Regions from separate parts of the Homo sapiens genome. Here region 1 is linked to region 2. Evidence: chromatin loops called from intact Hi-C (ENCODE). Cell type or tissue: heart right ventricle. All regions are shown on one strand. Each heading gives the region's core, and the rest is flanking DNA. Links, peaks and the distances in the headings are about the cores only.

Region 1 (8,316 bases), core at 3,801-6,300, 550 kb before region 2:
TCAATATGGTCTAGACACTGACTAAATGCCAGCGTAGTGGAGGTATCAAGTGTAATGTGGAGCATGGAGTGAGATGGCAGGAGCGGGATCGTGTGGGGGCCTCTTCTGCCTTAGTTAAGGAGTTGAGAATTTATTCTGAGTGCAAAGGGAAGTCACAGAAGGGTTGCTGTCAGAAGGGCGGCATGATCTGTTCTGCAGTGTGGGGGATGGGTTGGCAGAAGAAAGGTGTGGGAGATGGGGAAACTGAGTCCTACAGGCGATCACTTACTGGCTTTCATTCACACAAGTTCCAAACGGCAGTACTGGTCAGGTACTTACATTACATTCCTATAAACATGGAGCAGGGCGCCCTCTGCTGTTCCAAGTAATTCTTAATCCACATTGATGGCAAATCTAGGAAATGAAGAAAGAAAACTCCCCGACGCTTAATTATGGAATATACAGGAATCCTCCAATCACATTTCCAAAATTCATACCAAAATTTTGAGGTGAAGAGAAGGGGGCCTGAGGAAGCTCCCAAATAACAGGTTGACTGTTCTTAGGAAAGCTGGGTTGAAGATGAAATCGACTGGCCTTTTTATTTTTAAGAGTAATTAATCACTTGAATTACTCTTACTGTTTTCTAAAGAATTATACATGCTCATTACAAAAAAATCAGACACTACACCAACACAAAAGCAACACATTACTCCATATTTTACCATGTGGGAGTAACAAGTACTTTTGATGAATATTACTTTAGACATCTCTCTGTGCCTGTATATGTACACATCCTGTTGGATAAAAACGTCCTCAGTAGAGATCCCTCTAAAGTTAAAGACATTACTGAAGCATTTTTAAAAACGGACTCATTTTTTGAGCCACACATTTCAATTTTAGTTATTATAGATTGTCTCAGTGTTGTAAAATAGTGTTACAAAACATAACTCATTGTTTCGTTTTTCCATTTTTCTTAGCTCTGCAATGCCTTCTTTCATCTTCTTTATTTTATAATTTATCTTAGAGGTATTGTTTTACGGAATTCATATTCTTAATGAGCTTTTCTCTCTCGGCAAATGTTTCCTGCAAAGGGTCAGGTAGTAAATATTTTAGGCTTTGTGGGCTAAAAGAACTTGGTCACAACTGTTCAGCTCTGCTATTACAGCGTGAAAGCAGCCAGAGACAATACGTAAATGAATGAATGTAGTTGTGTTTCAATAAATGTTTATTTACAAAAACAGGAAGTGGGCCACATTTGGCCCACAGGCTGTCATTTGCTGACCCCTGTTACAAAAGATAAGATAATTACTGTTTACTCTTCCTTTCATCTCACTCTTTTCCAGGTTTTGCTTATATTATTTTCACTTTGTTAGGACTTAATGATACATTCCCTTATACTACCTTCAAGGCCACACAGGATTAGCCTTAGCTGTGAAATTAAATAAACATGGTGTTCCACATGAGTTCTTTTCATCACAGCTTTTTCACTCGAGTTCTTTATTATTTTTCATCTCTTGTTCGATGGGATTACTTGCCAGTTGTGTGTAGTTTGGTTTTGTTTCAAAAAGAGTTCATGAGTATTATATTTCCCGAGCTCTTGCGTGTCAAAAAATATCTGCCCTTTATCTCCATGCTTGGTGACACCCTAGCTTGGTACAATATTTTTGAATCATGTTGTTTCTCTCAGAAGTTGGTGGTCATTACTCCATGTCCCTTGGTACTGGAGTTGCCATGGCAAAGCCTTGAAACCACTTGACTTTTTCCCCCTATAGGGGCTGACTTGCCGTTTTCTGCCTAAATGTCAAATTTTTTTCTGGATTCTTAACACTTAACAGTTTAACCAGGAAATTTCCCAATTTAGACCATTCTGTATCAATTTCTCTTGACATAATTGTCCTCTTTTTTATCCATTAATACCGTTCTTCTTTTCAGAAAACTTTTTAGGTTATATCTTTGAATTCTCTTTTTTCTTTCCTTGTACTCTAAGGATGTCAGTTGTCTTCACGTTGGATAATTTTTTCTCTCTGTATCTACCTTTATTTTAATTGCTTTGTCTTTTCATCCTGCATTTTCTATGACTGTCCCCAGCCATCTCTCCATGACATTTGCAGCTACATTTTTCTCTCCTTTGCAATTTATAACTTATTACATTTATAACTCATTGTTTTGTTTTTCAATTTTTCTTAGCTCCACAATGTCTTCTTCCATCTTCTTTATTTTATAATTTATCTTAGAGGTACTGTTTTACTGAATTGATATTCTTAATGAACTCTTCTCTGTAATTAAGCGTTCAAAAAGAACTTGCACTTCACCTTTGAGTTTTATTTTCTTCCTGAGGGTTTTTGGTTTTGGTTTTGTTTTGCCTTTTTCTTGCTTACTACTTATTTTGTAGTAGCAGATTTGCATAATTTTGTACTGTTTCTTTTCATTTTGCTCATGCTTAACAGGGAGCAGTTTTGTTTGTAGTTTCTGTAAAATGACGCGGATGGATTCTCCTTGATGTCTTTCTCACTTTATCTGGAACTATCGTGTCTTCTCCTCACCAAAGAATCAGTTTCAGAGGTGGGTGTGGCTTTCTATTTATTTTTTAATTAAAGCATATTCTTTTGAATTCTCAGTATTTCGTTGACTACCTTTGCTTTTGGGAGAAGGGCTGGCCTTAGAAGTTGTACCAGTCATATCAGAATCTTTCTTTTCATGGATGCCAAACCTTATGATTCAAGCAGTACCCTTTCCTCTCTAGCCGCTAATGTATTATTTGGCTTAAAAAATAACCATTTCATCAGGTGGGGAAAGAAGTTTCTGTGATCCTGTTTTGCTCTGCTATCTTTACGTGGAGTTGGGTGTTAAAGCAAGAGCCAGGTGCATTTTTGGGAGGAATTAGTTATGAAAAGAAACAGACCAGATGATTTTTGAAGTTTCTTTTAGCTCAACATACTGAGATACGACTATTATGACAACAGGGGTCGCCCGACCGTTGAAAATTACCAAGTTCAACAATGTAATAGTAAGAGGCATTGCAATTGTCAGACCACTAGAGGGCAGATCTTGGCCACAATTGGAAGTAGTCACAGTAAATAGTTACTATTGTCAAATGAATTGTGCTGGAGCTCCTTTAAACTTTTACAAAAAAATCTGAAAAGGACAAACTGCAGGGAAACCGAGCTCAAATTATCTGACAGTTGGGGGCTACTCATTTGTAAAAGGGGTCCCGTGATTCTCTGTCTTGCCATCTGTATCCATCTCCCCTTAGGTGTTCACTTTTGCCAATCCCCCCGTCATCCAAGCTTGAAAACTAGTAAAGCATGCCCAGATCCTCCATTCGCTGTGCTATTTTCCAGCTGGCAGGTAGAAATTTGAAACACCTCGCCCAGAGTTACAGCCGCCCAGCTCATAAATGGTGAAGACCTGAAATGGAGCCCACCTTGCTGGCTCCTGTGCCTTCTGAACACCTCTCCAGGAGAGCAAGCTCTTGTCACTGATACTTCACTTCTAGCATTGAAACCGCAAGAGAAGCAATACCAGCAAGAGATGAATCAAATCCTCCCTTCAGCCCTTGCTGTTGGCAGCTCCCTATGGCATTCTGAATCATTACCCTGGACAGACTTTTGTGACCCAAGGATAAGCCTCCTTACAACAAAGATAATAGAAACCTGCCTTTGCTGCCAAGGATGTTTCATTTGTCTCTCATACTGGGTCTTGCTGCTGGAGGTAACATTTGCCAGCATAAACTTTCAGCCTGCTGTTTACCAAATTCCTCTGTACATCACTCATCATGCTTCACCAGGGAATTCAAGGCTTATTTTGCCCTCCTGGACTGCTTTCCTAGCCTTAAGTCTTTGGCGACACATTACATCACATACATGTAAGACAGATGCCTGCTTTTCCCTCCACTCAGGGAAGCTCTGAACCCACGATGTCAGTAAAATCCTGCTAAAGTTTTCAGATCAGGATGTAAGTTATGTGCTCTGTTAGTAATACAAATTGGGAGTATCCTTGATATGACTGTGTCCTTACAAGAAGAGATGTTTTATTTTCTTCATGTAGATTTAGTTTGGGCTATCCCAGAAAAATCACTGTTTTCTCTTGGGAAATATGTTGGCTTAAATATTGATAGATCTTCCTAAGACCTGATTCCTCCCAACAGGCAGCAGGCAGATCTGATGTTTTGTTTCAGCTGAGCTGTAAACATGATCTGCAGCTGGTGTGGTTTAGTTCACTGTGGATTAAAGTGTTCTGTGTCCCCCAGTCAGATGAACATATGTAGAGAACTATACTTTCTAGTGGCCTTGTCTGGAGCCCAGAATAGTGGAAAGGATATGTTTTTATTGTGATTTATTCTATCAAAGAAATAAATTGGGCCTTAAATTAGGGAAGGGGGTAGGTTTGCTTTTTCATTCCTCTGGGGCTGAAGCAGGTAAGAGTTTGGACTCAATGGGCAAAAAAGACAATAAAATTCTCATGGGGGAGATGAGCCAGTTCTTGAAAGGAAGGAAGGAGGAAAAACACTCTCAGACCTATGGATCATAGGAGTGGTTCTATCTCGTATCAGTTACAAATTTTCATTTTCCTTGCATTATTATCAATATTTCAGTAGACATCAGACCTCACAGCTTAGCATGTGCTGGGTTAAGGAGAATTAGGAAAAGGTCTGTGTTCTTCTGGCATGGGCTATACCAAGACAGGGGCTGTGTCCCTTGGGCTGTGTTCTTTGAGAACATCTTGCAAAAAGATCCTGAGAAACAGTTGTGAGAGGTGACCAGCAGAGGGGCCTACAGCAGTGGTTCAGAGTAAGAGATGGCCAATGATAATCAAGGTGGATTTGTTATTGTGTGAACTATTTCCTGAGAATTCTCAGGAGTAAGAAGGAGGATAAAATATAGCTATTATACAATAAATTGATAAAATATTGAATGGGGGTTTAGATAGAATTATTTGGCTATTAAGCAGAAAGCCTCCCTTGAATGCTAAAGAACCTTGAGAAATTATGGGTACATATTGCTAGAGCTTTCCTCTTTGGTTTTCTGTGGCTTTATATCTCCTAAAATAAACTCACATGAAAAAGATTGAGATCACTGTTATTGAGAAGTTCAAAGAAGAAAATTTTTAATTGCATGATTGATTTCTGTGTGGATTATACCTAAAGACAGAGAAAAAAAGCAGAGTGAGTTCCATTGCTAAACAAACATACTTTTAGTCCTAGAGGGAAATGCAAGATGCCTGCAATTCAAAGAATAAGGTTATTAAAACTAGAAGCATATTTGGAGAAAATGAAACCAAGTAGGTAGCACAAGGAACAGCCTATTTAATCTTTTAATGGTTTCTAAAAGGTAATGGGAAAACCTGGTATCTTAAATGAAGTGAATTTAATGTTATTAACCTCCAGTTCCAGGTGTATGGAATAAAAATACAAATCTCAATATAGATGTAACTGGCTGTTGCCGTGTGACCCATGTTAAGTAAAGTACTCAGTATAAGAAATATTGAAAAACTGATGAATGAATAAGCGATTTGGGGAATAATTGGCAAACCATTTGGGAAAAAATTATCTTAGAGCCATATTTTATATGATGATACACTAGATAATTGTTTTTAACCCACTGAAGATGTTGCTTCCTTCCTGTGGTGATAAATTTAATTTCCTTTGGGAGATAACCTCTTCTGTATATGCAGTGTGGGTGGGACTATAAATTCTCTGCCCTTTTCTGGTCACAAGGTGGCTGTCGCCGAAGTCAGGACAATTGGAGACAGTTTCAAGGGGCTGTGAATGGAGCAACAACAAGAAAAAACACTCATTGAGCACCTGCTCTGGCAGAGATCCCTGTTCCCATGGAGCTTACATCCTGAGGAGTGGGGGTGGAGATGGGTCGAGGACAGTGAGTGTTCCTTCATTTCACTCCTGTATTCTTTTCAGGTCTGCCGGAGCTGCGTGATCTTTCCATCTCCAAGCCAAGCTCCTCAGGTTTTACTTCAATTACATCCACTCTCCCAATTTTTCCAACAAATATTATTTTTGCTTATCTCGAGTCAACTTATTGCTTGAAAACAAAGATGTCTAGTAATTTCATATGGCTTAAAGAAGTGATTTGCAAGCTTCAGATGCAGAAGAATCACCTAGAAGGTGGTTAAAAATACATGTTTTCATGGTCCTTTGGAATAACTTTGATTACTAAGGTCTTCCAAGGGTAATGGGGATGGGCGTTAAAACAAACAAACAAACAAACAAAACAGGTAATCTGGTGCAGGTGATGCTCAAACCACTCTTTGAGAATCACTAGATTAAAGAGTTAATTGATTTTTCTTAAGCATAGAAAGACAAGTAGAAAGTAAAACTTTTATAAGATGAATACAGGGATGACAAATTTCTATTGCTTTGAAGTAAATAGAAACAACTACAAAGGAAATAATATTGATATACTCATGTGAATAAACATTAAACATCTGTAAATTAAAAATTAAAATTAAGGGATAAGAAGCAAGACAGAAAATGTTTTTCATCAAATATGACAGTCTAATATCTATAATAATCTGTGATGAGCTCATTTAAAATTAGACATAAATGGATAAAAGGGTTTATTTTCTATATGAAGGGGAGCACAAATAGAAACACAGAAGAGTGCAAATGGTGAAGAAACACGAATAGTAAAGAAACAGAAATCAATCATGCAATGATTTTATATTAGCTCATGAAATAATCAAGAAAGTGAAACCAAAGTAAAATAAATCATTTTACACCTGCTAAATTAATAACAACAAACAATTCCGAGAAATGCCAACACAGCACTAGCTAGGTTAGGCTACAGTTGCTATACTCAGGCCCTTTTGTGGCAGTTTAATTGAGGTTGAGAAAACTCTCAAAAAGCCGTATTTCCAGAAATAATGAAGGTTCTCCGTCTTCTCTATTCTTAAGGTTTATGAAACCTAGAAGTCAAGACTTCTATTTTAGGACTTATTAATATAAAGGGTTAGATCCCAATTTACCCAAAACTTTAGGAACCCATCAGCCCCTCAGATCTGAGGCCAGCTGTTCCTTAGAGGACTAAAGGCCAATGTTCAACACCTCCCTATGCTGGGGCCGTCAGATTTAGCTCATCATCATTATCATCATCATCATCCTCAAACACATTCAAATGTGTTGCAAAGCACACTTATAATAAAAAATTACTCACTGCTTATCTGACATTCAAATTTAACTGGGCACCCTGTATTTTATCTGACAACCTTACCCCAAGCACACATACCTCAGCCTTTCTTTCTAGGAAGCTTTCATAAAGACACCCATTGAATGGTTCATGAAAACCTCCAGCTTCAGGCATTAGTGGTGCAAAAGCTTAGATCTTTGATTTCTTAGCACCACAGGAAAGGGGAATGGCATTTTTCAGGGCTTCCAATTTGCTAACTCAAGCAGCAACTCTGAATTCAGAATCTACAGTGACTCTCAGCTGTGTCCCTTGATCCTTGATCTTCAGGCTGGATCCTGTTGCCAGCAGCAACTCCAGGAGCAGGAGGATTCTGCATCAGCCACAGACCAGCCCAGAGGAAGAAACAGTTAATTTATCTGAACTTTGGTTTCCCTGTGAGTACAGAGCATGGATAATACTACTGCTCCTGGGTAAAAATAAGACTATATAATTTCATTTGTTTGTATCTACAAAAACAAAACAAACAAAATTTAAAAAAAAAATCAGCTGGGTGCAGTGGCTCACGCCTGCAATCCCAGCACTCTGGAAGGCCGAGGCGGGCGGATTCCCTGAGGTCAGGAGTTCGAGACCAGCCTGATCAGCATGAAGAAACCCCATCCCTACTAAAAATACAAAAATTAGCTGGGCGTGGTGGCTTATGCCTGTAGTCCCAGCTACTCGGGAGGCTGAGGCAGGAGAATCACTTGAACCTCGGGGGCGGAGGTTGTGGTGAGCCAAGATCATGCCATCGCACTCTAACCTGGGCAACAAGAGTGAAACTCTGTCTCAAAAAAAAAAAAAAAAATCAGAGGGATAAATGAGGGACAAATCAAATGGCTCCCATTAAAGGTTAAGCACGGGAATGGCGTTAGACAGGGACAAAGACAGGAAAGTTACTTCTCAGTGTATAGCCGTTTGTGTCATTTTTATTTAGGAGCCACTTTGGCAGTGCTCTTGTGAGAACGACATGAGGTGATGCATGCCCAGCATCCTGCATACTCCGGGCTATTTGCAAAATGCTAGTACTTCCACTGCAGCACCTTGAGCCTCCCACAGGGACATGCTCCTTATCTGCACCTGCTGGTCTATATGCTGAGAAATGACGGAAGTAATCACCTGTGTCCTTAGCGAGCTGCTCTAATATTTATTCACATGA
Region 2 (8,316 bases), core at 1,991-4,490:
ATACACAGAAATAGAGAACAAAACAGTGTTTATCAGGGGTAAGTTTGGTGTGGAAGGGTATGAAAATACAGAGATGTAGGTCAAAATATTTTAAAAAATAGCCCATATGTAGGATAAATAAGTCTAGAGATCTAATATACAACATGAGAACTACGGGTAATAAAATTACCCATTACTACATTGGGATTCATGCTAAATTAGTAGATTTTAGCTATTATTGCCACACACACACACAAATGTTTACACATAATACACACATACACACATAAAATGAAAACAAAGTTACCATAGAACAAAAATCATTTTATTTGTTGAAATTAAATGAAAACTTTTGGAAATGAAAAACTGAAATTGTCTCTGTGTGTGGACGGTATGATCTCGTATATAGAAAACCCTAAAGATGCCACAAAGAAAACTACTAGAAAAGATAAACAAATTTAGTAGAGTGGCAGCATACAAAATCAACATATAAAAATTAGTATTTATAAACGAATAATGAACTATCCAAAAAAATTTTTTAATCCCATCCACAATAGCAACCAAAAAAGAAAACACTTAGGTGTAAATTTAATCAAGGAGGTGAAAGATTTATATACAAAAAAACTATAAAACAGTGACGAAACAAATTGAAGAAAAAATAGAGAAATATCTGTGTTCATGGATTGGAAGAATTAATATTGTGAAAATGTTTATACAACCCAGAATGATCTAAACATTCAATATAAAAATTCCAGTCTTTTTATATAGAAACAGAGAAAACAACTCTTAAACTCGTATGGAGCCACAAAAGACCGTGAAAAGCCAAAGTATACTGAGCAAAAAGAATGAAGCTGGAGGCATCATACTACCTGACTTCAAGATATATTATAAAGCTATTTTATGCCAGCACCATGCTATAAAGACAGCATGGAACTGGCATAAAAACAGATACATCAACCAATGGAACAGAATAGACAGATCAAAAATAAACCCACACATTTTTATCTAATTGATTTTTGAAATAAAATTTAAAAACATACAATGGAGAAAGGAAAAGGAGAGTCTCTTCAATAAATGGTGCTGGGAAAATGGAATATTTGCCTGATGAAAAATAAAATTGGTTTCTTATCTCATACTATATATAAAAATGAACTCAAAATGAATTAAAGATTTATATGTAAGTCTTGAAACCGTAAAACTAGAAGGAAACAGGGGAAGAGCTTTATAACATTGGTATGAGCAATGATTTTTTTTATCTGAACTCTAAACAAAGGCAACAAAAGCAAAAGTATTAATACAAACGAGATTGCATCAAATCTGAAAATTTCTGCACAGCCAAGGAAAAAATAGAGTAAAGAGACAACCCACAGAGTGGGGAAAAAAAATATTCACAAACCATGCATCTAACAAAGGTTTAGTATTCCAAAATACATAAGGAATTCAAGCAACTAAATAGCAAGAAAACAAATAATCTAATTAAAAATTGGCAAAGGACCTGAACAGACATTTCTCAAAAGAAGGCATACAAATTGCAAACATGTTTATTTTTAAATGCTCTACATCACTAATAATTAGGGAAATGCAAATTAAAACCAGAATAAGATATGACTTCACACCTGTTAGAATGGCTATTATAACAATGAAAGATAAGAAGTGCTGGCAAGGAAGTGAAGAAAACAGAACCTTTGTACACTCTTATTGGGAATGTAAATTAGTACAGTCATTATGGAAAACAGGATGGAGGTTCCTCAAAAAACTAAAAATGGAACTACTATATGATCCAGCAATCCCACTCTGGGTATATACCCAAAGGAATTCAAGTCAACACGTGGAAGAGGTATCTGCATGCTGTATTCATTACAGCATTGTCTGCAATAGAAAAAATATGTAAACAATCTATATGTCCATCAACAAATGAATGGATGAAGAAAATGTGATATATTTCCAAGTGTGATATACAATGGAATACTATTCATCTTTTAAAAAGAAAGAAACTCTGTCATTTGCAGCAATATGTACAGAATTGGAGAACATTATGTAAAGTGAAATAAGCCAGGCAAAGAAAAAAACTGTACCTAAATACAGTTAGCATAGAAGAAATGTACCTAAACACAGTTATGGCATATATGCCAAGCCCACAGCTAACATCATACTTAATGGTGAAAAGCTGAAAGCTTCTCCTCTGAGATATGGAATAGGACAGAGATGCCCACTTTCACCACATACTCACACTTAAATGCAGAATGTTAAAAGAGATCAAGTTCATAGAAGTAGAAGTAGAGAATGGTATGCTGGTTACCAGAAGCTAGAAGTGGGGGTGGGGAGGAAGGAATGAGGAGGTGTTTATCAAATTGTACGAAGTTTCAGTTACACAAAATAATAGGCTTATAAAATCTACTGCACAGAAGGATGACTATAGTTAATAAAAACATGTTGCCTATTTAAAAATAGCTAAGAAAGTAAATTTGCAATGTCACACCACAAAAAATAAGTGAAGTGATGGATATGTGAATTAGATGGATTTAATCATTCCACTTTGTATACATATAACAAAACATCACATTACACCCCGTAAGTGTACACAATTATGATTTGTTGAAAATAATAATAAAAATAAATCAATGAATTTTATATTAAAGAAAATTAACTGTGGCTTAGATTTGTCATGTTGTTTTCATTGTTATTTTAAATAACAATGACTTTCTGGAAGCCTACATAGGGCCCATATCTAACTCATTCCAAATTTTTGCTTGGAAAATACATGGAAAACAGTTTACACAAGTCTGTCTCTCTGAATTAACTTTCTCAGGGTAAAAATAAGCTAATCAGAAAGAAAAAAACTCCATAGGATTAGAAGAGTAATATTTAGTCCATTCGTTAGTTACAAATATTCCATTAGTTAGAAACATTTCCCAATACTCTCATCCAATGTGACACCTGAATAAACGTCAAGGCTGAGTATGTTAGGAGCTTTCATCTTCCTGGGGAGAAGGATATTACCATGTTAGATGATAAGAAATCTGCAGCTCATAGAGATCTAGCAATTTCCCCAAAATCATATTGTTATATGACAAGTTGGCCAAAAGTATTGTCAAAGTTGTTGGTCTAAAGAGCAATGCTTTACTGCCACCTTATGGGCAAATAGGGTTTGCTACAAGTCCTACAAGAGTTCATTATAGTTCAACTTGGGCTTCGAGAGTGTCTTTCACAGATGAAATAAAGTGTCTTGTATGTCATACTAAGATGTTTGTTTCTATTATAATTAACCAAGGATAGTGATTTTTAACAGATAATATTTAAATGGAAAATTATGGTCAGAAGAATAGAATGGAACCTGAGATAACAGTTAAGATGAATAGTAAAATAACATTAAAACAAGATGACTTGAATTAAATAAATGTTCATGAGTTTGATCAATATGTAAGCTGATATAAGGAATATATATTTATAGTATATTAAAATTGAGTTTGAGTGAAAAAGGGCTTAGAGAGAGTGATAGCATTAATTTTCATTACATCAAAACATGTGTAAAGCAAATTTAGAAAAGCATAGGATCCATATTAGATAGATTGACTTTCAAGATTCCACAAGAGCCAGTGAAATTAAGATGTCCAGTGTCTGCTTCACAAAGAAGATATTTATGAGGCCAACAAACATGAAAAATGCTCATAAGCACTGATCATTAGAGAAATGCAATTCTAAACCACAAGGAAACACCATCTCATGCCAGTCAGAATGGTGATTATTAAAAAGTCAAGAAACAATAGATGCTGGTGAAGCAGTGGAGAAATAGAAACTCTTACAATGTTGGTGGGAATGTAAATTAGTTCAACCATTGTGAAAGATGGTATGGTGATTCCTCAAGGATCTAGAACCAGAAATACCCTTTGACCCAGCAATCCCATTACTGGGTATACACCCAAAGGACTATAAATCATTCTACTATAAAGACACATGCACATGTATGTTTACTGCAGCACTATTTACAATAGCAAAGTCATGGAACGAACCCAAATGCCCATCAGTGATAGACTGGATAAAGAAAATGTGGTACATATACCATGGAATACTATGCAGCCATAAAAATGAATTCGATCATGCCATTTGAAGGGAAGTGGATGAAGCTGGAAGCCATCATCTTCAGCAAACTAACACAGAAACAGAAAGTCAAGCACCGTATGTTCTCACTCATAAGTGGGAGTTGAACAATGAGAACATATGGACATGGGGAGAGGAACAACACACACTGGGGTGGTTGTGGGATGAGAGGCAAGGGGAGGGAGAGCATTAGGACAAACACCTAATGCATGCAGGTCTTAAAATCTAGATGATGGGTTGATAGGTGCAGCAAACCACCATGACACATGTATGCCTATGTAACAAACCTGCACATTCTGCATGTGTATCCCAGAACTTAAAGTAAAACAAATAAAATAAAATAAAAATAAAATAGTCAAATTCATGGAAGCAGAGAATAAAATAATAGTTTCCAGGGACTGGGGGGAGGGAGAAATGGGGAGTTGTTGTTCATGGTTTTAAAATTTTGATTATGTAAGAATAAGTTCTGAAGATCTACTATACAACATAGTGCCCATAGTTAACAATACGGTGTTGTGCACTTCAAAATTTATTGAGGGTAGATCTCATTAATTTTTCTTACAACAACAACAACAACAGCAGCATTAACAAAAACAAAGAGTCACAGGAAAATTTTTAGAGGTGACAGATATGTCTACTGCCTTGATTGTGACGATGGTTTCAAGGTTGTATGCGCATGTCCAAAGTCATTAAATGGAATATATATGTGTATATATATATGTGTGTGTGTGTGTGTGTGTATATATATATATATATGTGTATATATAAAGATGTCCAGTGTCTGATGCTAAGAATATGGGCACAGTCTCATGATGTGGGTAAGTGAGTTATACGTATATAGGCAACAGAGTAATACAGATGTGAGTGGGTTTGTCATGCAGAGGAAGCAGGGTGGGTGGAAGATGGCAATAGCTAAAACCTGGGGCTAATCAATTACCAAAGCATAAAATATACAGGGAATCAGAGGGAGGAATTTGAAATCACCTGCCAAAGGCAGAGGGAGAGAGAGAGAGAAAGAATGAGAACACAGGCAGTGACTATCAGAGCTGGGACCGCAAAAGGGGGAAGTTCCTTTCATGTTAGCAGTCATAAGAGACCTGTGAAAATTATCCTTAGGGGTTGCACTGGAAGGAGGCCATCTTGCATTTAGATGCATGCTGATCTCCTTTACATCTTTGGGAATGCCTACTATCAAATGACAGAAAAAAAATTATTTTTACTGATCTTTTTACTGTTACCCATTGACAGTTTAAGTCAGTGCTTTCTTATCTACTAAAAAGATTTGTAGTATTATAGAGCACAAATCTTGTCCATTGGAATTCTTACAAAAAGTAGAATAATGACAACGTATTCTAGTGTAGACTTTAGGAGGTATCATAGGAAAAAGAAGTATAAAACGTAAGTACAATGGCACGATAAAAGATAAAGTCAACTTCTACTTTCAAACAATAGGATGCAAGGAAAACCAGATAAGATATATTCTCCTACCTGAAACAACAAAAATAGTCAGACAAATATGTAAACATGACACTAGGACACGAGGCACTGAAGGACAGATTCCTGATAGATGGAAAATAAATAAATTAAAGTCTGTAGTTGACCTTGGTTTTTGCATTGTAAGAGATTCTAGGAATAGGAAAGAGGAATCTCAATGAAGCAATTACGAGTTGAGGATACAGAGCTGAAAGGAAATAGAGACTAAACTGGCTGGTGTCTGCAGGACTACTGCACAGGAGAGCTGGATAAAGGGATCAGAAGATTAACAATTGGTGCTCGTGTGTGAAGAAACTACCCAAAGCAAAGAAAGAGTCATTAGAGAGGATTAGAGATAACAGAGCTCAGATCTCATGCAAGGCTATTAATAGTGCCTATTTAAGATTTTTAAGAATTCACTTGATGACATTAATGGCAAATTAATTATTGCAGAAGAAAAGATTTGTCAACAAAGATACAGCAATAATGTTAAAAAACAATCCTCCCAGGATCCCTGAAGTTCTTGATGTTCTTGCATAGCCCAGGACTTGGAGCAATGGAAATTGGCATGCTATAAAGCTAGAGAATATCTAGTTTTTCCCAGAGATATTAATTCTAAAGATGATACATGAAAAGTGATTGTTTTCTTCTCACTGGAGCCATGTATTCACCATGTGATCAGCACAGGAGGTAAGATCAAAGATGTAACAGAACATGTACACACTCTGACCACAGCCTTGCAAGGTAGTAAGAGGCAGAATAGATGCTCTTTCCCAAGCCAGTAGGAAGCAAAGTTCTGAAAGGAAGAGAGCATATTAGTGCATATTATTAGTCTGCTGTACATATAGAAGTAAAAAATACATATGAAGTATAAGAGAGAAAAAGGTGTCCCTATACGTTTTAGGGGTTAAAATTTGTCCAGAGAATTTAAGAAAAAGGCTAATGACCAATGGGACATTAATGGATACCAACAATGTAGGTGTTCTTCTAGGCAAAATAGATCTGCTGAGAATGTGGGGCCCTGCTGATCAAAGCTGCACATGTGTAAATACCTCTGTCTCGAGGCTGAATCCAAAAGGGAGGATGTTTAATGATAAGTTTGCAGAAGTTAGGCAACAGGAATCCTACAAGCAGAGTACAATGTCCTATAGTTCCATTACTTTTTTTTTTAATGCCAAAGGAATATGGAAGAAATTTCTGTCATGTTCTTCGGAAGACAATCTGGAGGCTTGACATAGATTAATTCAGTGTTATTAGCATTAGAGAGCTGGTTAATCCCAATAGTTGCCTTTGACCCATGACTGAAATTCTGAATTTCTTCTGCTTCTGAGATTTTTAGACACAGATCTGAGACCCAAGTCAAATCAGACTTTCATAAAAGTGTATTTATTAGGGAGACTATGGAAGGCAATCAGTCAGTGAGGGGAGAGGTCCATGGAAGGAACTTTGAACAATCTGCTACAAGCTCAGTAGTGATAGCTCTTTGTCATGAAGAACAAATGCAAGGAGATGTAAAAAGCGCAAGAGGGAGATTGGAGACATGGAGGAAAAAAAAAAGAAGATATCTTCCACATTCAAGTCCACTCAGCTAACATTTTCCATCATGGTAAAACCTGATTCTTCCATGAGATTTCCTAAAGGAAGAATCAGAATAAACATTTCATTTAGTAATACAATGTCAGAACTAAACAAATACTTTTAAAATTATCTATCTAAAACCTGGTTTTATATTTGGAAAAACTAAGATCCAGAGTGTAAAGGGAATTGACTAATGACAAAAGACAAAATTATTGGATTTCTTACCTAGTTATCATTCCTTGATTCTAAGATGCCACTGGAGATATTATGAGACATGCTACAGTCTTTTTGAAATTAAGCTGTGTAATCAGGTCCGAGTTTGTGATGTGTGAGGCATGTCAATCCTCAACTATTCTGTTAATACTCTCACACTTTGGCTGAATTACTTATTAGTGGGGATGACCTGAGCTTTGCACATTCCTGTCATTGCTCCTTGCACAAAATTTACAAAATGATTGGGCTAAGAGCTCCAATCTGATGCCATGGGGAAAATTTTTCTCTCTGTGAAATGCACTCACTCATATAGGAATCAAAGCTGAAAGCATTGCGTTATAAGATTTCAGTATCTAATCACTGATTTATGTCACATAAATCCAAAAATCTAAACACTGTCTCAGCTAGAAGATCCAAACTTTGCAATTACATCATCATTGTAGTTCAGAGTTTCAAACACATAAGGGGGTGAAGATATTTAAGAGAAAGCAAAACTACAATTTTTCTTAAAATAAAAAATAATTCAGGGCCTGAAGGGATATTTGAGAGCTTCTCGAGTGGAAGTCAATCAATTGGCATATGGGAATGTAAGGGCTCAGATACCAGAACGGACCTGAGGAATGTCATTCGGTACAATGAGTCTACTTTCTAGTCCAGTGGACTTTCAATTACTATGTGCTTTTCTGAGTGGGTGCTGATTATTATCTGTGTGAACTGGAGCAAATTCCTGGCTTCAAGGTTGATGTACTTGATAGGAAGGGTAGATGGTAATTGCTGTGGATAACCATACTTACAGTTCCCCTCTTTTCCCCAAATAGTACTCACAAGCTCTCAACACACAGAATGCAGGGATTATCATAGGTTATAAAATTGGTGCCGCAGATGGGTTGATATAAGCCAGGGCAGGGGTTGACCGTTCCATTGTACCAGCTCAAGTTTACTTTCTCATATGGACATTTCACCTGAAATTGAGTT

The links. Peaks named below come from ENCODE experiments on the same cell type or tissue, not always from the same donor. Only the 100,000 strongest peaks of a DNase experiment are listed, where the experiment ranks them.
Region 1: it touches region 2 in a loop (5-fold over the local background); 79 of 110 quality-filtered maps call a loop at or near these places.

Annotation. Positions count from the first base shown.
Region 1 is chr5:148,725,805-148,734,120 of GRCh38, reverse strand. No RefSeq gene overlaps it. Among named protein-coding and RNA genes, the nearest start is that of HTR4, 75 kb to the right of the region's middle. In heart right ventricle, for the core only: a CTCF peak has its summit at 4,741 (motif pointing right); no DNase peak of the experiment used is centred there; H3K27ac peaks cover 608 bases.
Region 2 is chr5:148,174,221-148,182,536 of GRCh38, reverse strand. It overlaps SPINK14 (serine peptidase inhibitor Kazal type 14 (putative)), which reads right to left. Exons shown (of 5, transcript NM_001001325.2): 4 at 8,167-8,303; 5 at 6,918-7,184. The coding sequence ends at 7,139. Among named protein-coding and RNA genes, the nearest start is that of SPINK14, 9.8 kb to the right of the region's middle. In heart right ventricle, for the core only: a CTCF peak has its summit at 3,114 (motif pointing left); no DNase peak of the experiment used is centred there.